Regions from separate parts of the Homo sapiens genome. Here region 1 is linked to region 2. Evidence: read pairs that join two places in POLR2A ChIA-PET (ENCODE). Cell type or tissue: B cell. All regions are shown on one strand.

Region 1 (8,000 bases), 1.7 Mb before region 2:
CCGAGGCAGGAGGATCACTTGGGGTCAGGAGTTTGAGACCAGCCTGGCCAACATGGTGAAACCACGTCTCTACTAAAAATACAAAAATTAGCCAGGCGTGTTGGTGCACGCCTTTAATCCCAGCTACTTGGGAGGCTGAGGCATGAGAATCACTTGAACCTGGGAGGTGTAGGTTGCAGTGAGCTGAGATCGTGCCACCGTGCTCCAGCCTGGGTGACAGATATACACATATATTTACATAAACTGAAGAAACCATAATCCTGTACTATATGTTGAAAAGTTTCATTAAACTTTTCAGTAGCAAAATATGTTTTTAAGCAAAATGAAATAATCAGTGAGAGTCAAACCTATCTTTTGTATTTAAAAATTTATAAGAACTATTTCACAATGACATCATATTCTTGGAATAATTGATAATATTTTATATACATTTATCATAAAATGAAAACCATCATAGCTGGCTGTGATGGCTCACACCTGTAATCCCAGCACTTCGGGAGGTCAAGGCAAGAGGATCCCTTGAGCCCAGGAGTTCAAGACCAGCCTGGGCAACATAGGGAGACCCCATCTCTTCAAAAAATAAAAATAAATTAGCCAGGCATGGTGATACACTCCTGTGGTCCCAGCTGCTTGGGAGGCTGAGGCAGGAGGATCACTTGCGTCCAGGAGGTTAAGGCTGCTGTGAGCCACAGCTGCACCACTACATTCCAGCCTAGGTGACAGAGTAAGACCCTGTCTCCAAAAAAACACCCACTGTAGCAGCAACTCCCAGTACTGTGTACAGCCGACTTCTCTGTGCCTCATTCTTTTCATCTATAGAGTGGGATGAATCAGTCTGAATCAGTTAACTGAGTATATTTATTGGCTGATCATGTATAAAATGATAATCTTTCTTAGATCTTTTTTATAAAAGAGATCTAATCTTTTATTAGATTTTATAATTAGAGATCTAGATACTGCAGTGTCACTAAGTATAAAATACATCCCAAAAGCTAAATAATGTTTTTAAAGCATTTCTTCACTCCATGATACATGGAGTTTCAGCGTTTTTTAGTCATATATTTTAAGGTAACCCTCAAACAGTTCAATTTCAAAAATGAAGATAAAACAGCTTGTTACATAAGAAGCCAATGAAGCCAGGAGCACTGTCTATTTAAATAACATCATCACATTCTTTCATCATTCATGAAAAAGGTCATCATTTTCTTGTGGTAATCATGTTCTGTGTCCGTGTGACTCTCTGACCATTTCATGTTGGCATATGCTGCGCTGTGGACATTTATTTTTAAATATTTTTTGGTTTGCCAATTTTCAGTTTTTTCCCGCAAGAACAACATTTTAATTTTTTATGCTTTTCTGTTTTCCCCCCTTTCATTTTCACAGAAAAAGAGAGAAAGACTAGATGGTGAAAACATTTATATCAGACATAGCAATTTAATGTTGGAGGTTTGTATGAACTTGAAGCTTATTTCAGTTGGTTGCCTGGAACCTTCTGCATTCTTTGCTGATCCCCTTTTCTTCATTCTGTGCTGCATTTGGTTTTGCATGCAATTGCATGAAGGGACTTTAGGTTTAAAATGCTTTTGCATGTTGGTGAACATGAAGATATGCAAACATCTCGCCTTCTGATTCTTTTTAGTTTCTATCTGTCATACTTACCTGGAAAAATATATGATTGGGACTACCTCTACCTCTCATGGTTCCATTGTTTTACCCACCTTTAGAAAATTCTACACCATTGCTAAAAGTTCCTTTAATTTTCCAAGAGTATAAACTTCCATATGTCCCAAGATGCAAATTTGCACTATTCTTTCATTTTCTGAATTAAGAGAGTGTGAAAAAGAAGGGAATTCAGAATGGACTTAAAATATTGGAGATAATAGAAAAATGACAGAAGAACTGTCGGGGAGGGGCGGGAAGTAAGATATAAGAAGGAAAGAGGGGAGCCTAGCATTTAATAAGTAGTTACTATAAGATGGTTTAATCATAAAAACAGGCCTGTGGGTATGGGATTGTTATTTTAAAGATGACAAAATTGAACCTCAAAGAGATTAAGTAATTTCCCTGTAGTCCCAGAACTGGAAAGCCAAGATGTGAGTTAGGATCTGTCCAACTCTATTAAACTACACTGTTTTGCACTCTGAAATAGCAACATGCTGTCTGCTATAGGAGTTGTAAGATTATTTTCCCATTATATTCAACATTGGTCATATATATATAAAATTTTTATTTTATTTTATTTTATTTTTGAGACAGAGTCTCGCTCTGTCGGCCAGGCTAGAGTGTAGTGGCGTGATCTCAGCTTACTGCAAGCTCCGCTTCCCGGGTTCACGCCATTCTGCTGCCTCAGCTTCCCAAGTAGCTGGGACTACAGGCGCCCGCCACCTGTCTGGCTAATTTTTTTGTATTTTTAGTAGAGACGGGGTTTCACTGTGTTAGCCAGGATGGTCTGGATCTCCTGACCTCGTGATTCGCCCACCTTGGCCTCCCAAAGTGCTGGGGTTACAGGCGTGAGCCACTGCGCCTGGCCTTTGTTTTTTTTTTTTTTTTTTTTTTTTTTGAGGCGGGTCTCACAGTGTTACCCAGGCTGGAGTGCAGTGGCTCAATCACTGCTTACTGCACTCTCAGCCTCCTGGGCTCAAGCAATCCTCCCATCTCAATCTCCTGAATAGCTGGGGCTATGGGTGCATGCCACAATGCCCAGCTAATTTTTAAATTTTTGGTAGAGACAGGATCTCAGTATGTTGCCCAGGCTGGTCTTAAACTCCTGGACTCAAGTGATCCTTCTGCCTTAGCCTCCCAAAGTACCGGGGTTACAGGCATGAGCCACTGGACCCAACCTAAACTTTAAAAACTAGATAGACCTCTGGCTTAATATATAGCCTCTAATAATTATTTAAACCTCATCTTATTCCTTGTCAATACCTGTATTTTGAGTACTTGTTATGTATAAAGTCTCTGAGAAAAAAATATGCCCAGCCTTCATTAAACATGTATTGCGTGGTGGGTGAAATACCAAGTGCTTTACATATCTTTGTCTCATTTAACATGAAGTTTTTCGAGGCTGGACCCTCAGATATTTCAAACTTGGCAACTGGATCTCTTTGTTTTAGCCCATATCTGAAACCAGACCTGAGTAGTTCCATCTTCAGAGACTAGGAAGAATAGTGAAGGTCAGTTGATTTCCTTTATTTGGCAGTGTAACATCTTGAAATTCTAAACATGCATATTTCCTGACTAGTTCGTCTTCAGTGCTTCCTCTTAACTGGAACCTGCAGTACCAATCATATATTTGTCATTTGTTCCATGAGGTGTGTTATGGCTTCTGAGACTCACAAAGTCCCTGTGTGTGATGTGTTTTTCCCTCAGCATTTCATTGACAGCCCTGAGAGGGGATTTCTAAATAAGTGTGTTTGGAAATTAAAACCACTAACTGCCTTTTGAGAACATTTTATATTTAATGAAGTGTTTGGTTTGATTGCTGCTAAAATTATGAAGTGATAGGCATCAAAAAGTGTCTAACCTGAACACAGCCAAAGTAATTTGGCCATCATTCTTTAGAAGTTTTTTCCCCTGTAAGGAAGTTCTCTCAAGTTATCTGTCACTCCAGCAGGTTTTTTTTTTTTTAAGCATCCCTCCTCCCCCTTCTCCTACCCCGCCCCCACTAATGCTTTGTTCTGGCACAAATAAGGTCGAGTTCATTTTTAGATCTACCGCCTCCTCCTCCATCTCCCAGAGAGAACCTGTAGCAAGTTGTCTATGACAAATTCTATTTGGAACAGGTCCCTTTGAGATCTTAATTTTACTCTGTGCCCCCACAGGTTTTCAACAAAGCCAGCTAAGAAGGATGGAGAAAGCTCCCTCAGAAGCTACTGGTTTTACCAAAACATTTATTTTCCCAGGTTCCAAGCCAATCCGAAGCTAGGCAAGAAGAGTAGCAAATTACAAGTCTCTTACATTAAGAGGTTAACTAAGAGAGTTATCATTTTACATAGCATCTCTTGCTTATTTTTGTTTTGCTCTATTCACACCTTTAACCCTCCCAAATGTATTAGGTTGTTCTTGGCCCAAACAGATTTTAATTTCCAGTGAGGAGCTGGGTCACAGGACCTTACATGCCTGGTGGGTCTGGTTGCTCAGTCCAATACTGGGTCTTTGAATGGGCTTGTTCATGCTTTTCTTTAGCTACTAGACATGCTTTTCTTGCTTTCAGCCAGAAGAAAAGTGCAAACTGTTGTTTCCCCCATAGTGAAGTCCATATTCATAAAATATATTCACATTTCATCCCAGCAAGCAAAACATGCTCTTCTGGGATAGCTATAGGATTGCCCTTTTGGAGTTAGCTTTCTGTTTGATCTCAAAGCAGGTATACATGGTTCAGTCTTGCAAAAATAAAAAGAATAGACTAATGAATTTTCTGAATGAATATCTACAGAATCAAAATCGTCTCACTGATTATTCTTCTTATGCTGTTTTCCCTTTGACATTGCTTTTGAAAAAGTTTTATTTAGTTAAAACCTGTATTACCCTCAGAAAAAACTTTTAAGCAAAATTTTATTTAAATGAATTATAATTTTTTACCCCAATACAGCTGTTTCCTACAGAGCCAAAAAAGAAAGACTAAATCCAAAATTCACCAAGCATATTAGGAGATGTATTTAGCATTATGCTTTTCTTGGATACAAAGCTGCCTTGATATATAATAAACACAGAATTTTTTACAGTCATCAAGTGATGGGCTCCCACATGTTTTGATCTCAAGCATAGATCTTTTAAGGTTTTTTGAAGTATTGTTGGACAAAGAACATTTGAGTTTTTGTCTTCAAGTTATATTTACCATACTATTTTTGGCCAAGTCCCCTTTTTGAAAGTTGTTATATACCTCCTTTTACATAAACCTGAATATTATTTCTAACTCATGCTTTATTAACCTAAGCTTCATTCATTTCTCCCTGGAATATCCCTTTAATAGCTTGCCTGTACCTCAGGTTGCCCAGTATTCAAATTTGCTAGGATATATACCTACTATATACCCACAAAAATTAAAAAAAAAATTTAATCTGCTGGAACAGTTGAATTATTTTAAATTGTCAAGGAGATATATAAGGTATTTGGTGAACTCTTGTTAACTCACTCTCAATCCTTTGAAGGTTATTGCAAGAAGTCCCTGTTTTGAGCTGTACTAAGTGATGAAGTGAAGCTGTTAGAAGCTAGAAAGCCTAAGGCGTTTAGTTTATGTGCATATTGTTGACAAAGAAAAAAAGTCATTTTATTATGTACCTCTGAGTGATTTTTCAGAGGTAGTAACAGTCTGCTCTGGAGCCTTTAACTAGGAATTTCAGTAATAAATTCTTACATCAAAAAAGGGCTATTCTTGTTTTTTAAAAAGCAGAAACAGCCACCTAGTAATAGAGAAGTAAAACCATCTCCAGGTAGAAATAGAAGGATACTGTATGTTTGCAACTCAACAAGACAAGACAGCCAATGGTGGAAGTTGTATGTTTCACCATGCCTTCATTAAACAGTTTGTTTATCTGTTGCTATCTCCATCCTCCTAAGCTGAGCCTAAAATAATTTCTTATCAAGCTGAGGCTAATTGAGTTGTGGAACTACCTTCTTGGGATGAGAAGTTAGAGATCTGCTGCTGTGTCATAATGGGAAGAAGAATCATAAATTAAGGCGTGAGTTCTTTATGGGTTATATAACTGCTAACAGCTATGGAGTTGTGATACTTCACAGCTTCTAAGAAAAGCACTTTATTTAAAGAAAAAAAAGGCAAGCAAATATACCATGTTGTATATTTATAATCTGAATGCAGATTAGTAACATCTGTCCTGGATGTGGTATGTTTTCTACCAGTGCCCAGTCTCTGACGGGTTGCCCTTGATTATGTTCTTTGTCCTGATTGTGTATTGTTTTGCATCTTTGTCCTTTCAACTGTAGGATTTAGACAAGAGTCAAGAGGAGATCAAAAAACATCATGCCAGCATCAGTGAGCTGAAAAAGAACTTCATGGAGTCTGTACCAGAACCACGGCCTAGTGAATGGGATAAACGCTTATCCACTCACTCACCCTTCCGAACTCTTAACATCAATGGGCAAATCCCCACAGGAGAAGGAGTGAGTACTTTGTCCACATGACCAATTGTGAAAATGGAGGGAATAAATGTTTTTATGTATTAATATTCTGTATCTGAGAGAAAGCTTAGAGCTGAAATTTGGATTTGGTGCCTCACTATATTCATTGCTGCTTTAAGGCATTTGTAATCAAATATTTATTTTTTTTTAAGTCAGGTAGGCTACCCAGTGCAATTATAGGAGCTATTTGGAGCCACCAGTAGATGATTAGCCTCTGAGAACTGTCTCTGCAGCTACATGCTTCTGGCTAATGTATGTTTATAAACTGACCATAAGCCAGTAGAGGTTTATTTGTATTCAAACTGTGCCTTCAGGGACTAGAAAGTTTACTAAATTTAGGAAGGTCAAAATAGGAAAGACATTAGTCTTTTTAAAAAGCTTTATTTGAACATTTGCACAACTTAGAAATATCTGGACTGGTTCCCCACAATTATATAGTAAACCAAGGAGGCCCCTAAGCCAGAGAATTCAGAATTCCAAATATTAATGATTGTATTTCAATTTTAGAAAAACTATGGGCTGGGCACCATGGCTCATGCCTGTAATCCCAGCACTTTGGGAGGCCAAGACAGGCAGATCACTTGAGTCCAGTAGTTTAAGACCAGCCTGGGCAACATGGCAAAACCCCATCTCTACAAAAATTAGTCAGGTATAGTGGTGTACACCTGTGTAGTCCAGCTACTCAGGGGGCTGAAACAGGAGGATTGCTTGAGCCAGGAGACCAAGGCTGCAGTGAGCCATGATTGCACCACTGCACTACAGCCTGGGTGACAGAGTGAGACCCTGTCTCAAAAAAAAAAAAAAAAAAGGAAAAGAAAAATGATTTATTTTATCTTTATGAGTAATATTAAACTTTTAATACACTGTTTTGTAAGATAGTCACAATTAGAGGTCAGAGATACCTTTCAGGGGCTCTTCTTTTTCTGTTATTGTCATTACCTATTTTAGAAATCCTACATCTGGGCCGGGCGCGGTGGCTCACGCCTGTAATCCCAGCACTTTGGGAGGCTGAGGTGGGCGGATCATGAGGTCAGGAGTTCGAGACCAGCCTGGCCAGCATGGTGAAACCCCATCTCTACTAAATATACAAAAATTAGCCGGGCATGGTGGCACATGCCTGTAATCCCAGCTACTCAGGAGGCTGAGGTAGGAGAATCACTTGAACCTGGGAGGCGGAGATTGCAGTGAGCCGAGATCACACCACTGCACTCCAGACTGGGCAACAGAGTGAGACTCCGTCTCAAAAAAAAAGAAAAAAAAGAAATCCTACATCTGAATAAATGAATCTATTAAACATTTAATGAAAATATCTTGAAAGTTACCATGAACATATACCCCAAAAGTTTTTATCTTTAGTCAGTACAAGTGAAATATTTATATAGTCACAATGACTCAATAAGTGATTATGATTTAAAAATTATGTGCTTGTTTTTCCCCCAAAACAATAGCAATTCTAGTTTAAAAAAGTAAAATGATGTCTTAATAATTTTAAAACTTTTTTTTTCCCTTTCTTTGAGATGGAGTTTCACTCTTGTTGCCAAGGCTGGAATGCAATGGCACGATCTTGGCTCCCTGCAACCTCCACCTCCTGGCTTCAAGCGATTCTCCTGCCTCAGCCTCCCTAGTAGCTGAGATTACAGGCGCCTGCCGCCACGCCCAGCTAATTTTTTATATTTTTATTAAAGATGGGGTTTCACTACGTTGGTCAGGGTGGTCTCAAACTCCTGACCTCAGGTGATCCACCCGCCTCAGCCTCCCAAAGTGCTGAGATTACAGGCATGAGCCACCGTGCCCAGCTAAAACTTTTTTTTTTTTAAATTTTCAGAATTTATGGTAAACTATCCAAATTATTATTTAGTTTC
Region 2 (8,000 bases):
CTCCCCAGGCAGCATGGGTTCCAAGACAGAGTGAGTGTTAGCAAGGGGAGTGGGTGCTGGCATTTGAGGCAGGGTGGACGCATTCCAAACCAGCACCAAATCATCGCCCCACTCCTCCGGCCCTGCAAGGGCCAGGCCCCTGTCTGCACAGGAAGGACCCTCTTTCTGGATCCTACTCCCATGGCTATGTGGTGAGGCCCTGGCTTCCTGCCTTTCTGGGGACCCAGGGACCGCGGGTTCCTCTTCTGCAGGGGATTGAGCTACAGCCCATCTCAACTCTCCCACCAGATTTGCCTCGGGCCCAGGAGCCCCTCGTTGTCACACTAGACTGTCCCTGTCTCTCTGAAGGCCCATCTTCCCCAATCAGATCATGAGCTCTCTGGGGGCCTTCCAGGGCGTAGGTCCCCCTCAGGGTGCTGGCTCCTGTCACTGCATGGATAGAGCTGCATGCATCCTACTTTCCCCCTTCTTCGGCTCCTCTCATCCATTACAAAATCCAGTGCTTTCTCCCGTCTCTCACCCCCAGAAACAACACTTCCTCTTTTCACTCTCAAAATTCCCTGCTTCCACCTGCCGTTTAAAAGGATGTGAGTCATCAGCTAGTTCTCACCAAAGTGTCGGTGACCAGCATAGCCCACCATGCCCGGCCCCGTGGAGGCTCATGTTACCAGGGAACTGAGGTCACCTGCCCAGGGAATCTCAGGGAGAAACATGGTTCTCCAAAAGGTATGTGTGAAGATCTCCAGAACGCAGGTGGGACCGCCTAACATACCCGCCTCCCACCCTCTCAGCACCCAGCACTGCCCACCACCAGTGGGTGTGAATAACAGGAAGGGGCAGGGGGCAGCGGGGCTCCTGAGCCCTCACCTTGACTACGCCGATCAGTAGGCTCAGGCTGATGATGAAGAGCATGGTGATGAGCAGGAAGCTGGAGATCAGGTCAGCTGAAAGGCAAGGAGAGCAGGGAGGTGCTCAGGGGTGCCCCTGGGACCCCAGCCAGGCTCCCAGGACCACACTTGGGGAACCACTGGTTTGGGGACATGAGGATGCACAGGAAAGCCCAGGCCCTGCCCTCTTGCAGTCCTGAGTCTGGAGTGAGTACAAAGACAAAAGCAGAACATCACACATAGCACAGGAGGATGCGACAGAGGGTGCTGGGCTGGAGGTGCAGGCTGGGGTCCACTTCAGCCAGGGTGAGGCTGAGGAAGGCATCCCTGGGGAGTGGCCTGAGAGCAATGAGGAATCGGCCTGAGACAGGGACAGGGTTGGTGAGGTCAGTGTGGCTGGAGCAAGGTGTGGGGTGGAGAATCGCAGGGAGATGCTGTCAGAGAGGTGGGCAGAGGCTGGATCCTATGGTGAGGAGTTTCCATTTTATTCTAGTGTGATGAGCAGCCACTGACGGCTTTAAGCAGAAGAGTGAGGCTATCACCTTTACCAGCTGGTGGGGATTTGCAAAGTGCCATTCCATCTGCTCTCACCACCTGCAGATGTGGGTGGGGTCAGGTGGAACATCCCCATTTGCGGATGAAACAGCTGAGGCCCCAAGAAAGGAAGACACTTGCCAGAGGTCATCCATCGTCCATGGAGAGGTGGCAGTGCCTCCAACACTAGCCTGGCTATCCCTGGCCAGGGCCCTCCCTGTCCTCCTCCCCCCGCCACTCCACCGGCGTCCCCTGGACCTACCGATCCTGAGGTAGCCCATCTGGGAGAGCTTGCAGGACGCCTTGCCATGGGCCACCTCTACTGAGTGCTCGATGAACAACAAGACGCTCATGATCTGGAGGCAAAGCAAAGCATCAGTCAGCTGAGCCTGCATCACGGCCCCCCGACCAGCCCCTCCCACCTTAGTGGTGTACAGCAGGGAAGCCAGTAGTGGGGATCCTGGAGCAGATGGCATGCCAGGTCAGTAGGGCATCTCAGACAAAAGAGTGGCCTTTACACACAGAGAGCCCATGTTCAGAATCCTGGGTCTTCCTCTCTCCAGCTATGTGACCCTGGGCAAGCTACTTGACTTCTATGTGCCTCGGTTTTCCCATCTGCAAGATGGGGATAATACTAGTAACTTCCTTAGGAGGCTACTGTGAGGAGTAAATGAGACTATCCCAGGAGAGCCCTTAGGCCCAGTTCTCAGGAAGAGTGGTAACTGTTACTACTGAAGGTCAGGCTTAAAGAGGTGGGGTGGGGGGTAGAAGCTGAAGGCCCCTCCACTGCATCCCCTTCTGTAACAACAAGCTCTGGGGATCAGAGAGCACCATAGAGCTTCAGGTTCCCGGAATCATCAACACAGGCCCAGGAGGGCCCTGGAGAGCATCTAACCCTGAATCTCTGTCTCCCATGGCCCCTCAGGGAACAATAACATCTTCCTCATAGGATTGTGGTGGGGCCAGATGGGATAATTCACTTAAAGTACCTGGCAGATAGTAAGCACTCAATCTGTGCTGTTATCCATTATCCCCATTCGACTGTAGGTTCCAGGCAGGGAAAGCCTGTATGTCTCTTTGTTCATTCCCCTAGCTGTTGTATTTGTTGAATGAATGAATGAATGAATGAATGAACAAATGAACCCCACACTCTCAGATGACCCTTGCTAAGAATGATGTGGAAGGGGCGAATCTGATAGGCCTGAGTGTTGGGGTGGCCCTAGAAACAACTGAAGTTCAGCCACAAAACTGCAGTTTTAAAGAACCTTGGAGGTCACCTTATCCATGCCTCCCATAAACCTGTGCCATGCAGCCTCTACTTAAGTGCTTCCAGCCATGGGGAACTCACAACCTTATGTGTGTCCATGTCCTCACAGCAAGCCCTCCACCCTTCCCCTATGACATACATACAGTTCTCCAGGTAACCTCTGCCCATATAAAGAACAAGAAAACTGTCCCCTCCCCTCTAGTCGGTGCCCTATCTCTATTAATATGGCCCTAAGTTTACATCGGCTTTCTAGGCAGCCCTGCACTGGTAACTCATGCTCAGCTGACAGGCAACCAGCCACCCACCATCTGTTTCCCCCTTGCTGACTGTGTGGGTTTTTTTTTTTTTTTTTTTTTTAGCTCAGACACAGGTCTCAACTTGTCTTCCTGCCACATTACATCCTGTTTAGGGGCGTGGAAAGGGACTGAACGGAAGAGTGATGAAGAGCTGGGCTCCAGAATCAGATCAAGAGGATTTTGAATCCAGGTCACTGTGTGACCTTGGGCAAGTCTCTTAACCTCTCTGAGTTTCCTCATCTGGAAAATTGCAATCACTGGATTTAGTGAAGATTAAATTGCATTATATTTGCAAAGCACTGAGCTCAGGGACTGGCAGGGGGTGCCCAGCAAACAGAATCTGCTTTTGGCTGGGGCAAGCTTACGTGGTTCGGCAGTAGTACCAGGAGCACGGTGCATGCTCTAACTGCCCCCTCTACCTGCTAAAGAGTGAGCTGGAAAGGCTTTGTCTCATCAGGAAAGTTGAGAACACCCCAAAAAGAAGGCAGGTGTGGTGAGGGCTGTGGCTGACACTCACAGGAAACAGCCCTGAGAGAAAAAAACTCCTTCCTCAGCCCCTAAAGGCCAGGCCGCAGCCCCTCTCCTCTCAGTTTCACCTTGAACGAGAGAAAGAGAAAGGGAGGCAGATGACAGCTCCGTCCAGCACAGAACGGGGTGTCCTGTGAAGTGGTGAGCTCCCTGTTCCTGGGAGTATGTAAGCAGATCACAGATGAGTCACAGCTGGGCTTAGAGAAGGACCATGAGCATCTGCCAGCTGTGAAATGAGAAGACTTTCAAAGTCTCAAGATTCCAGGATTATCTGAGATCTGGAACAAAGCCTAGAATCAGATCATCTCAACCTCCCCTTGCTAGAAGGAGCCTGCATGTACTTGTTTTATAAGCTTCCTCTGCTTGTTTTATAAACTCAGAGAGATTAGGTGGCTTGCCCAAGGACACACAGCAAGTTGAGGGAGGAGCCCAAGTCTCCCAGTGCTGTTCTGATGCCTTCCCATTCCCCTGACCCCCAAAATGCCTCAGAGCCCTGCTAGCCTGAACCCCGGAGAGGACTTAGATATTTTGATCATGCATCTATGTCAGTAAAACCTTTTGCACACACGCCTCTATTTTTCTTTCTTTCTAAATTACACGCATGTGTTGCTGTCCTAGTTTATCATGAACATCATAAAACAGCTACTAAAAAATTTCCAGAAATTAAAAAATTATATGATGGAAAAATTTAGAAATTTTAATATTGTCCTCCTGAGGCCATGAGGTCACCTTGGACATTACCCGACTTTAGAGACCTCTACTAATCCTCAACTCCCCCTACAACTCCTCTGTTCTCCTCCAAGCATCCCTTACTGCCCTGTAACCCCTCCAATCACCCCAGGGGAAGAAGGGGACATTTGTACAGCCTAACTCCATGCCACATGATCTTCCCCACTACCCAGAAAAGGGACTATTCTTAATACTTTCCTTCCCATTTCACAGACGAAGAAAGTGCAGCTCAGAGAGGTCCAGGGCCTTGCCCAAGGCCTCCCAGCTGGTCATATGCAGGGCTAGGGTTCAAATCTTGGCCAATTCCCTCCGCTGCCCGGCATCTTCCAGCCACCCGGGCTCTGCCTAAGGCCTAACCCTTCCCCTCAGTGCCTCAGTGGAGGCAGAGAGGCGCCCCCATCCCCTCTCCCTCTGCAGTCCCCCCTCCCTCCCCTCAGCCCCAGCACCAGGCACCAGAGGTATTTCTACTTTTGTGAAAACCACCTGCATTTAAAACCCAGGCTCACCCTCCCCCATTTCACCTTTTCTCAACAACCCTGCGGCAGGGGACGAGGGAGGACTTTGTCCCCATTGCCGGATGGCTCACGAGACTCATAGAGGGCAGGGGACCAGCCCACAGTCACAGAGCGAGGCAACCTCAGAGCCTGACTTAGACTCTGAGGGGCCCCGACCTTCCACGAAGATGCCAGGCCCTGACCCAGGAGAAAGGGAGGAAGCTCGGCTCTCCAGGCACCCATGTGGCTCTCTAGGACATAGGATGGAGAGGAACTCACATTTATTCAGCACCTACTGTGTGCTCAGACCTGCACGCACAGGCTTGCACTGCAATCTCCCAAAACTTTACAAGACAGGCAACATTTTCCCGTTTTACAGATGAGGAAATGGAGGCTGAGAGAGAACTCACATGTCCTGTGTCACGTGGCCCGGCTGGGGTGTGAACCCTGTTGCCTCTCTCCTGGGGTCAGGGCTCCCCACAAGGTTGAACTTGCTCCCCTGAGGCTCCAGGATCTCTCTAGCCATCTGCCCACCCTTCCCTGGCAACCAAGCCCCAGCCCCAGCCACTCAGAGCTCAGGAGACAAGAGCTGGGGAGCAGGAGGCCTCCTCCACTGCCTCACTGCTGTGTGGCCCTGGCCAGGTTCTGGCTTCTCCCTGGCCTCAGCTTTCGATTCTGGTCAATGAGAAGAGACCCTCATTTTCCCCTGGGGCCATTGGGATGACAGAACGCAGGAGGGTCAGTGGGGTGGAGCTCCTACACACTGTAGGACATCTCACCCAGGCTGCCCACAGTCCTCCACCCCCAGCCACCCCAGGGCCAGCACCCTGCCCCTCAGAAGGCCCTCACTGCCCCACCCATGTCCCTAACCAACAGCTGTTGGTAGTTCCTGGAAAGTACCTGGCCGACCTACAGAGTATGCAGACAGTCAACATTTCCAAGCCTCCAAGCCCTTGCCTTCCCCTCATGTCCCCGGTTTCCACCTGGACACAGCGCTGCCTTCTCCCCAAGCTCTGAGAGCCCAGCTGGGCTGTGACCTTGGGACCCGAGCCATCCCATGACAGGTACAAGGCTTCTCTCCCCCAACAATGCGCAGGCAGACAGCATGCCCTCACCCACTTGCTCCCCAATTACAGCATCTTTTCACCCACTGTCCCTTCATTCTATGCTGGTGAGATCATGAAGATAAGAGCTCGGGTGCTGGGGTCAGATGGCCCCAGGCCCCAGCCGAGCTCTGCACCCTTGAGCCAGCCACTAACCTCTCTGGGCCTCGGCTCCTCATCTGAGGAATGGGGATAATCACTGACCTGCCTCACAGGATTGCTGAGGTCAAATGGAATCGTGTGGTGCGCGGAGCCGGGCACACAGCAGGTGCACCATAAACAAGCACAATTGGGTGGTGGTTTTTGCTACCTCTGGGCATTCACTGACTCTCAGTAAACACTCTCTGAGCACCTACCGCCTCCAAACTCTGTCTAGAAAAGCCACTGACCCTGGCGTGCCGGTGTCACAGTCTCCAGGGAACTCGATACATGAATGGTGTGCTCAGAGCCATGACAGAGGACACGCATGGGGCTTGGGGTCCTTGATGAGGGAGAGCGCATTGCTGTCTAAAAAACTTAGGGAGAATTTCACCAACAGGAAACCCATGAGCGTGGCTTTGAGGGGCAAGTAGGAGTTTTCCAACACAGAAGAGAAGAAAGCATTCCAAAAGAGCAGACATCATGTGCAAAAGCCACAGGCCTGGTGGTGCAGGTGTGTTTCAGTCCCTTCAGGGAAACTCAGAAGGCACGGGAGTGTCTCTTCCCTGAGAGGAGGATGTTACCAGCGGGGAAATATGGCCCAGAGAGAGACAGCGACCAGCCCAAGGTCACACACCAAAACTGTCGCAGGGTCAAAATCAGCTCTGTCCTCCTGCCTCCAAGCCAGGCTCAGGCTGCGGTCCCAGCCATGCTCAGCCACCCTTCCCACCCCCACTCTCCTTTCCCGCTTTTCACCTCTTCTTCTGCCCATCTTTGGTTTCAGTTCTTATTCCCGTCTGCACGCAGCCTTTCTTTCTTAATGACAAACACAGCTTCCCCAAGCTGGCCAGTTGGGGAAGTGGCCAGGGGCAGGGGGATTTGTTTCTTTTCCTGGTGGCTCTGAGGAGCAAGCAACAGGTTGAGCTAAAAGAATGGGGGCAGGGGCTGGAGGATGGAAATCAGGGAAGATGGGGACAATGGGGTCAGTATTGAACATGGCTGGGCAATAAGGATGGCGGTACCAGAGGGGATGCGGTGAAAACAGTGCACCAGGTGTCACCTGGGAGGCACTGGCCATGGTGACCATGTGAGGCGGGGAGTGGCTGTTGGGATGTTGTTGGAGTTGGCGTGGTGATGACAGTGATGATCAGAGATGCTGTTGGTGATGTTGGTGACAGTGATGGGGGTGACGGCAATGGGGACATCAGGATAGGATGGTGATAAGGAATATCATGTGGATGGTGGTGATGACACAAGAACCCCCGATTCTGGGGTTCAAAGACCAGTCCCTTCTGCAGGAGAGCAGGCCCACTCTCTCTCACTCCCTGAGGCCCAGGACCCACCGTCTCAGAAGCAGGCAGGCGGAGACCCACCATCTGAGATTTTCAGGGAGGTAAAGGTTATAGAGAAAGGACCCAGCCGTCAGTGAGCACACACCCGTGCCAGCCAGAGTGTGGACACTTTCCTATCCGTTTACTTCATTGGCTCCTCCTACCAAATGTGCGAGCCCAGGACAGAGGCTGCACAAGAAGACAGGCCCGGGCTTGTCTTCAACCCTTCCCAACAGACAATGCAGTTTGCCATATGGGTCCCAAGTGCCAGAGCCCTCCCTTGCCCCTCCCCCTCAGGGCTGCTCCACCCTGACCCTGTGTCCTACAGCCTCACACTTCTGCCATCATCATTATTATTATGGCCCCTCCCTGAAGCTCAGTCCCCTCAACCTCACCTGCCCACCCTGATTTCCCTGGGTTGCCTGGGAGGAGGATGTGAGAAGGGAGTCAGATGTGTCACCATCAAGAGGAAGCTCCCCTTCCCCACCCTGTGCTTCTGGTCAGAGCTTATGAGGGCTCAGTGGGGGCCAGCCCCCCAAGAGCACTATCTCCCCAACCACCTCTCCAGCCAGCCCAGATACCACCAGACGCCCCCATTCCTGGGGCCACGCACTCCGCAGCAGCCCGGCCTGGCTGCCTGCAGCTCCCCAGAGCCTGGCTTCTCTCTCCTCTTCACTCTTCCGCAGTTCTCGT

The links. Peaks named below come from ENCODE experiments on the same cell type or tissue, not always from the same donor. Only the 100,000 strongest peaks of a DNase experiment are listed, where the experiment ranks them.
Region 1: POLR2A ChIA-PET joins it to region 2 with 5 read pairs; 2 of 35 experiments call an interaction of 5 or more read pairs at or near these places.

What each region holds. Positions count from the first base shown.
Region 1 is chr1:29,059,039-29,067,038 of GRCh38, forward strand. It overlaps EPB41 (erythrocyte membrane protein band 4.1), which reads left to right. Exons shown (of 21, transcript NM_001376013.1): 15 at 1,384-1,446; 16 at 5,944-6,120. Among named protein-coding and RNA genes, the nearest start is that of TMEM200B, 61 kb to the right of the region's middle. In B cell, no CTCF peak of the experiment used is centred here; no DNase peak of the experiment used is centred here.
Region 2 is chr1:30,740,773-30,748,772 of GRCh38, forward strand. LAPTM5 (lysosomal protein transmembrane 5) reads right to left here. Exons shown (of 8, transcript NM_006762.3): 2 at 1,684-1,777; 3 at 868-944. LOC105378620 (a long non-coding RNA gene) reads right to left here. Exons shown (of 2, transcript XR_007065566.1): 2 at 3,018-8,000. Among named protein-coding and RNA genes, the nearest start is that of MIR4420, 5.5 kb to the left of the region's middle. RefSeq lists enhancers at 3,157-3,286, 4,728-4,787, 4,798-4,987, 5,308-5,457, 7,358-7,667 and 1 more. In B cell, no CTCF peak of the experiment used is centred here; DNase peaks (open chromatin) are centred at 3,039, 5,217, 6,728, 7,779 and 1 weaker place; H3K4me3 peaks cover 5,414 bases; H3K27ac peaks cover 8,000 bases.